Linked DNA regions of Mus musculus: region 2 is linked to region 1. Evidence: chromatin loops called from intact Hi-C (ENCODE). Cell type or tissue: gastrocnemius. All regions are shown on one strand.

Region 1 (4,000 bases):
TCACTGCAGTGAATTTGGGGGTTGGGACTTTTATTCCTGCTCTACAGAATAGAAGTTTCTAGTGATTATAGTGCTACTGAAATAGGAGGATTGTAAAGTTCCTGGATAGCTTGCTCTACATAAAGGGGATTTTGCTTCAAATATTCCAAAAACCAAAGTGTCTGTATCTCTTACAAAATGGCAAAAATCATTTTTTTTCTCTTTAGGCAAAATTATAATAAAAATCTTAAAACTGTTCATTGATCTTCAAAGATCATAGTTCATAAATACTTCATAGTTTGTGCAATTATTTTTCTAGAAATAAACATTAAAGATTTGTTACAACCAGTACCCCCAGAGCTCCCAGGGACGTCACCGAAAGAGTACACATGGAGGAACCCATGACTCAAGCTGCATATGTAGCAGAGGATGGCCTAGTTGGTCATCAGTGGGAGGAGAGGCCCTTGGCCCTGTGAAGGTTCTATGCCTCAGTGTAGAGGAATGCCAGAGCCAGGAAGTAGGAGTGGGTGGGTTGGTGAGCAGGGGCAGGGGGGAAGGGATAGGAAGTTTTCAGAGGGGAAACCAGGAAAGGGGATAACATTTGAAATTCAAATAAAGAAGATACCTAATTTTAAAAAAGACTATTATATGAAAAAATAAAGACTTGTTATATACACACAACATTTTGTCATGCTTTTACATCTTTTTATAAAATGTCTATTACATGCTAGAAGCTTTGCTACGCAAAAAAAAAAAAAAAAAAAAAGAGCTATAATGGGGAAAATATAGGTTGTGGTTGATCTCACTTGAGCATGATTGTCAGAGTCAACAAATAAAAAATGTGGAATGTCACCCTGAAATTGTTATTCAAATTTAGCTTGCCATCCTTCCCATCTGGCAAACTTATATTGGAGAGATAAATTGAAGTAGCTGCGAAGTAACTGCATAGGAAAGGTTACTTTAGAAAATAATTTCTCGGGCAGTGGTGGCACACGCCTTTAATCCCAGCACTTGGGAAGCAGAGGCAGGCAGATTTCTGAGTTCGAGGCCAGCCTGGTCTGCAGAGCGAGTTCCAGGACAGCCGGAGCTACCTGTCTCAAAAAAACAAAACAAAACAAAACAAAAAGACAAAAACAACAACAACAACAACAAAAAACAAAAACCAAACAAACAAGAAAGAAAGAGAGAAGAGAAGAGAGAAGAGAGAAAAGAAAAGAAAAAAGAATTTCCAAAATGAATTCTGATCCTGGGAAAGCCTTACAGGGTGGAAACACAGCAAGGCAAAGGCAGTCCCTAAGACACTAAAGAGTTCAAAAGAACAGTGGAGAGCTGGGGGAAGCAAAAAGGGAGACCATGTTAAAAAAAGCCTGAGAGAAAAGCAGGATTAGGATTTTAAAAGCCTAAAGAGAATTTCCTAATTTGCATATTAGGAATAATTTCCCCCGAGAAACTGTAGGCGTCTCAATTTGACTCTAATTTGAAGAGTGGGCTGTGAGAGGATGGGTATTAGTAATTTTCAGGGAGAACTGGACATTCCTGAAACGGAGGAAGTGGGAAACCAGGTTCACTGACAATGCCAAAGGAGACATCAGCCCGTAGGGCTCTGAAGGATCAGAGGGAGGAGATGGAGAACACTGGAGAAACCGTCCACAAGCCAAATGTTCCATTTTAGGTTAAGAGTACAAAACGAGTCTTTGATTTGAAAACTGCAAAGGCAACGTCAGAGGTTGAGGTCCACGGAGACCGCAGCTAGGTGAATAGGAGAGGAGGACCCAAGGGTTTCCATTTTTCCTTGGCCTTATCGAAGATCAAGGACAGGAGCGGAGTTTGGAGATTGAAAGGCCAGTCTCCATCGGGCGGAGCAGCGAGGCAAGACTGTCTCTAGGGACCAATCCTTTGCTAGAGGACGCTTGATTGACAGGGTCACGTGGCAAAAAGTGAGCGCTGAACGGGAGGCGAATCACTTCGGGGCGTTGTCCAGGGCACTAACCCGGAACCGGTTTGGGACTCGATTCCCATTGTGAGGCCTGGCCTGAGGCGGGCTCTAAGGCAGAGTGGCAATTCCCCCTGGACAAATGGATTAGCTGCAACCCATGAGCAACAGCCATCTCAGCCAATCGGAGCAGGCAGAAGTTGGTGGGCGGGGACTCCATGAAGCATCTCTTTTCCAGCACCCTCAGGGGCGATCCGACAGAGGTGCCCCGGGGTCGCAGGTGAGTGTTGGGTTGCAGCGGAGCAACGGGGACTGGGGAGCTCGAGGGAGCAGAGGAGACTTGGCAGGGTGGGTCTCTGTGGGGTGTCGCCTCGGTGAGCTTTGGTTTTGACATTGAAGAGCGCAGGATCCCGAGGCTGTGGAGTAAAGTCCCACTCATAATTGTCACCTGACTCGGGAGAAGCTCTGGGCCTCTGCAGAAGTGAGGGAAACCTAGGTAGGGCTATTGCTGACCATTCGGAAAGCAATAATAACCCTCCAAGTTGCCTGGACTCTAGTTGGGCGCTGCACCACCTTGACCCCTCCCCCACCGAAAACTCCAGGCTGTGGGATCCATCGTCCCAGAGGCCTCAACTGCACCTTCCCAACGTTACTTCGTAGCGGGAGACCCTTAAGCAAACTTCAGTTGTGTTTATCACCTCAAGTTTTAAAGGAAGGAAAATAATTACCCTGTAATAATATTGAGGAAAGGGAAGTCACTCTTGAAATAAGATTGGAGTGAGACAGGGGTGGAGGGAAGTTTGTAGATTTGGAATGCTTTTCTTCTTAACTACTTAGTGACTCCCTCTCTCCCCCGCCCCCCCCCAAACCTACCCTCTTTCCCTCCCTTCTTTCTTCCTTCCTTCCTTCCTTTCTTTTTTCCTTTCTTTCTTTCTCTCTCTCTCTCTTTCTTTCTTTCTTTCTTTCTTTCTTTCTTTCTTTCTTTCTTTAATTTAGATGTTATTGCCAGTTTTTTTTTTCCAGATCTTTTAGTTCTATGTTAGACAAAAACCTAGAAAGTCCATTCAGTCGTTACAGAGGAAATACCTAGTTTTATCTTACAGTACATCATTGGTAGTTATGTGAGTGCACTGCACAACATTTCTGTTTCTGAACAGTAAAGAATAATTGTGGAAGCCCTCCACAAGTTGGAGGGTTATTTATTCTTCCTTTCCCAATGGTCAGGAAGTTCAGGAAAACAGCTGCTGTCTGTGGTTCGAACACTGGGACCTGAGATTTAGTGACTGACTGTCAAGTTCCTTACTGTAAGAACAGGATGAAAACAATAAAGAGGGGGACGTGTTGGGCATCAAAAATAGTGTAATTGTACATTTTATGACCGGTTCTATCCCTAGCACCAGGAATGGTGCCCCAAATGTAGGAGCTGAGTAAATACCTTTGATGAACTTATTTGGGAGTCTGTTAGAGAAAATCCAAACCTCTCATACACAGCATCAAGGTACTAGGAATGGTACAAAAAGACAGACATATTCATAATCTGCTAGTTTTTGCTTTTGTAAACGCAGCTAACAGATTTTATCTCTGACTGCACTGATGCTCAAATGTTCTTTAACTCAATACTGTCAAGGCTTCAGGTAAAGTCTTTCTCTGGATTAAGTGAAGACTGACCAGAATAAGGGTCCTCTAGAGTAACAGAACTTTTAGAAAGTATGTATGTATGTGTGTATGTATATATATGTATATATATATACATACATATATATGAATGACTTACCAGCTGCAGTCTAATCCAACAGTGGCTGCTAATCCAACAGTGGCTGGCTATAAATGGAGAGTCCAAGAGTCTAGTTCAATTTATGAGGCTGGATGTCTCAGCTGGTCATTAGCATAATCTGGAATCCCAGAGAATTAGGCTCTAATGATAATGAAGGAATGGACTAGTGAGGTGAGAACAAGCAGGCCAAGAGCATAAGTGTCCTTCTTCTGTGTCTCTACATGGGGTTCACCAGAAGATGCGGCCCAGGTTAGAGGTGGATTTTTCCAGCTCAAATGACCTGGATCAAAGGTGTATCTTTCTACCTTAAAGAT
Region 2 (4,000 bases), 65 kb before region 1:
GATTCAGAGTCAACCCAGAGCTCTGCGGCACGGCGTGACGTCTTGTGAGCTTAGCTCGCTCTCCTCGGAAAGGGCGGGACCAGAGTTTCTCAGAACCGTTTTAGCTGCTCACTCTGGAGAAAGAGCTAACGAGACAGTCGCACAAGCCAATCGCAGCCGGAGTTTACAGGCTGGGCCTGGGTGGAGACTTCACCGACTGCAGTTGCAGGTGGGTGAGCTGTGCGGTTTGAGGGAGGAGTGGGCTTGGACCGGCTTGGACCGGCTTGAATCTGGCTGTTGGAGGCAAGGCTCCTACTACTCTCGGTTGTGGTGCATCTCGTGAGCGCTCCGGAAAGGAAAGGTCCGCAGCGAGGAGCCTTCTGCACAGGGAGTTCTATATGGCAGCCGGCAGGGAGGTGACCCTTCCCTTCGTTTGCCAATGGGCCCTCCGCAGACCTCCCTGTCTACCCCGGGCCAACCGAGAACAGAATCGGTGGTGCAAGCCCTCTAAGCTTTGCTGTGCCCCTCAAGGGTTCTGCGCACCTTGATGCCTCATGCTGTTCTTCCTGCCGTCACACCAGTGCATTTCTGTTTCCTTGGTTGCTTGTGTAGATGGATGTCGGTGCTCTTCTGTGAACATCCATTTGAACAAAGTCGAGGACGAGTTAGGGTCCATGGAAAAGTTGGTCTCTGCAGATGAATGTGGATTTCGTGGATGATGGTAGATAGGTGTCATGCTGATTCAACCTTTCTAAGGTGGCCAGAAAGTATCTGGGAAAGCTAGCAATAATCTAATCTACACAACCACTGTCCATTAGTTCTGTATTCCTAGAGATGGGTATAGTCTGATCTGTACTTATTCCCATTAACATTTTTTGTGATATTACACACCCCTCGAGTCTTCTGCAGCTACATGGCAGTTTGAGTCACTCACACACAGACATTGCTATCTTGATATAACCCCTTATCTGTTAAAAGAGTGAGTGAGGTGCTATTTAAGATGTGAATATTGCAAAGACCTCATAATGTGACAAGGTATCTGAAGCACACAGAAAAAGCTACAGTAAGCAATGTGGGGATGAATAAAGACAGCAAGCACTAATACCCTTATCAGTAATTATAATAATTCAAGTTCTGTTTTTCATCCTATGTAGCTAAGAATCCTGTTATAGTGTCTTTCCCCGTGTTTTTGATGATAGTGTGGTGACGTGGGCCAGAGCAGTTCAAGTAGGACAAAAGAGGAACATGACTAGGTTCATGATGACTGGACGTAATGGTACCAAAAGAGTATTGTCAAGCTTGTTATCCTGGATAAGGAGTAGAAAATTACAGTGGTGCCTAGGGGAGAATAGGAAGTCAAGAGATGGGGATTTTTTTGTTGTTGTTGTTTGATATGTATTTAAAGATAAGAGTACTGGAATTGCATGTTATGCTAAGTGTCTAACAGAGAAGGAGAAATTTCTAATGTGTATGCCAGTGACAGACAGACAGAAGATGATGGCCATTCTAGCAATCACTCCAGAGGGATGGACCATATTTGCTTTTTGCCATGTCACTGAGCTGGAGATGCAACTTCGTATTAAAACTCGTGTCTAGTGGGGTGTAGAGATAGCTCAGCTGTTAAGAGAACTGTCTGCTCTTCCAGAGGGCTTGAGTTCAATTCCAAGCAACCACATGACGGCTTACAACCATCTACCCTGGGATCTGATGATGCCCTCTTCTGGCATGCAGGTGTACATACAGATAGAGCATTCATTTACATAAAATAAGTAAATTAAAAACAAAAAAAACCAAAACCCTCATGTCTAGTTATGCACTGTCCTGGGTTTAAAATAGTACCTTCCACAATAATTACTCTAAATGTTCCAACAAATAACCTTCTTTCAACTTATGTCACTTATGAGCTACAAATATATTCTAAAACTGGAACATCAAATTACTGCCACATTAGAAGTTAATGGTTCTTGACTTTAGAATCATAGGTCCTTTACTTGTTTTCTGCATCTCTGTCTTCTGTGGACAGTAATGGCTACCTCTAACTTTTTAAAACCAAAAGACTCCTTTTTCATTTGAGGGCTTTATATAATTTCTCTGTTGATTTACCTTCTCATCATTTAGGTGTCAACAATACATCCTCAAAAAGATTAGTATTGTAATGGATGAGGGCAAGCCCTCCAGAGTCAGAGTATTTGAGTTTACATACCAGCTTCCCACTTACTCATTGTATGTGACCTTGTGCAAAGTACTTATTTCCCCATCTATAAAATAGAGATAATAATAGTTTTTGATTTGTATAAGTAGCTAGAGGATTTAAAGAGCATACAAAATATGCAGAAGTAGCAGCACTAGATAATAAACACAAAAAGAAAGAAAATATAGAAAGTGTAGGTGTATGTATGTCTGTCATATTCTCCAAAACAGCTCTCGTTCCACTAGATCATATCTGTTCCTTAATTGGCACTGAAGCCTACTTCTTCAGGATTCCTGCATAGACAGAAGACCAGCTGAAACTGAGCAACTACTAGATTACAGATAGCTATTTTTGGTTTAGCCTGTAAGTCCTTCCAAAAATCCAGGTTATAATATATAATCCGGTGTGTGTGTGTGTGTGTGTGTGTGTGTGTGTGTGTGTGTGTGTGTTTGTGTGTGTGTGTGTGCATGCAGAGAGAGAGAGGCGGGAGAATTATTTTATAAGTTCTACGGTGCTAGAGAATGCTGATTAATACAGTGCTTTTACATAACTTCTATAGTAAACTCCATATCTAGATATTAGTGACTGGATGCTCTAATGAAATAAAGTCCAGATGAAGTAGAACACAGCCCATCCTTATTTTAATTTATCTTATAAATTACTTAATAAAATCATTACTTTATAACAAGGATTTATTGCTAAGCCTAATTCTTGAGCTATTAAAATTTTAAACTAATTTTTATAATTTCAATATAGTCTGTTTTGAAGTCACTTCCATGAATACATAGCATATGTGTTCTTCTGCATAGTAGTTGTTGATGAAGGAATAGCACAGAGAGAGTGTGTGGATTAATTTGGAATCATGCTTTAAGACACAGGATGCGACAGCTCACTCCTGTGAGAGGTTGAGTAAAGGATTGCCAACTAAAAGTCAGCCTGCTAAATATAGTGAATTCTTCCAAATGCCTCTGGCAGTTCTCTCTCTCATATCTACAGTGATAACTTTAACCATATTGTAGAGTAATGTAGCACTTTTCTTTACTGTGCCCCCTCACATGTACCTGGTGCAGAAACCCAGGATGCATATAAGAGTTTTGTCAAAGATGTATGCAAGAGAGGTGCAGTATAAATAAGAGGAAGAGTTTTTTTTTTGTTTTTTGTTTTTTTTTGTTTTTTTTTTTTTTTTTTTTTTTTTTTTTTTTTTTTGGTGCATAAGAGAGAAAATATCCAGAGGCATCTGAAAGAGGCCAAAGCAGACAGAGACAGAGACAGAGACAGAGACCGAAAGAAAGAAAGAAAGAAAGAAAGAAAGAAAGAAAGAGAGAGAGAGAGAGAGAGAGAAAGAGAGAGAGAGAGAGAGAGATTGAACATGGCCAGTAGGGTGGCTATGGCCCAGGCTCTCTGATAAAGGGAGACTAGCCAAAGATAAGAGAATAGAGAGAGTGAGAATAGCAAAAGCCCAGAATAGTGAGAATAGTTGTAAGGAGGAGGAGTAGCTGAGGGCCAGAAAGGCCATGAATGAGCAGGCAGCTGGGAGCTTAGCATTGAGGAAGAAGTGAGAATGGCTAGGATGCTAGTGTGAGGAGATGGAGTTTCCTTTAAACCTGACAATTATAATAAGGTAATAGAAACCTCCTTGAATTCAAAGCTAGCCAAGGCTACATTGTGAAACCCTGTCTCAATGGTGACACCAATTTACTGTGGCACCTTTTGAGCAAAGCCTTATGAGATCTTATAAGTGAATTTCTCTCTTTGTTGTTGCTGTTTTTATTTATTTGTTTGTTTATTCTATTTTTTGAGGTAAGGTTTCTTCGGGTAGCCCTGGCTATC

The links. Peaks named below come from ENCODE experiments on the same cell type or tissue, not always from the same donor. Only the 100,000 strongest peaks of a DNase experiment are listed, where the experiment ranks them.
Region 2: a loop joins it to region 1, with 3 times the contacts of the local background. A loop is called at or near these places in 22 of 42 quality-filtered maps.

The regions. Positions count from the first base shown.
Region 1 is chr9:4,374,432-4,378,431 of GRCm38, forward strand. Msantd4 (Myb/SANT-like DNA-binding domain containing 4 with coiled-coils) reads left to right here and starts at 2,121. Exons shown (of 3, transcript NM_145609.2): 1 at 2,121-2,192. In gastrocnemius, no CTCF peak of the experiment used is centred here; DNase peaks (open chromatin) are centred at 1,990 and 2,460; H3K4me3 peaks cover 2,322 bases; H3K27ac peaks cover 1,610 bases.
Region 2 is chr9:4,309,727-4,313,726 of GRCm38, forward strand. Kbtbd3 (kelch repeat and BTB (POZ) domain containing 3) reads left to right here and starts at 17. Exons shown (of 3, transcript NM_001164574.1): 1 at 17-208. In gastrocnemius, a CTCF peak has its summit at 1,699 (motif pointing left); no DNase peak of the experiment used is centred here; H3K4me3 peaks cover 1,212 bases; H3K27ac peaks cover 1,287 bases.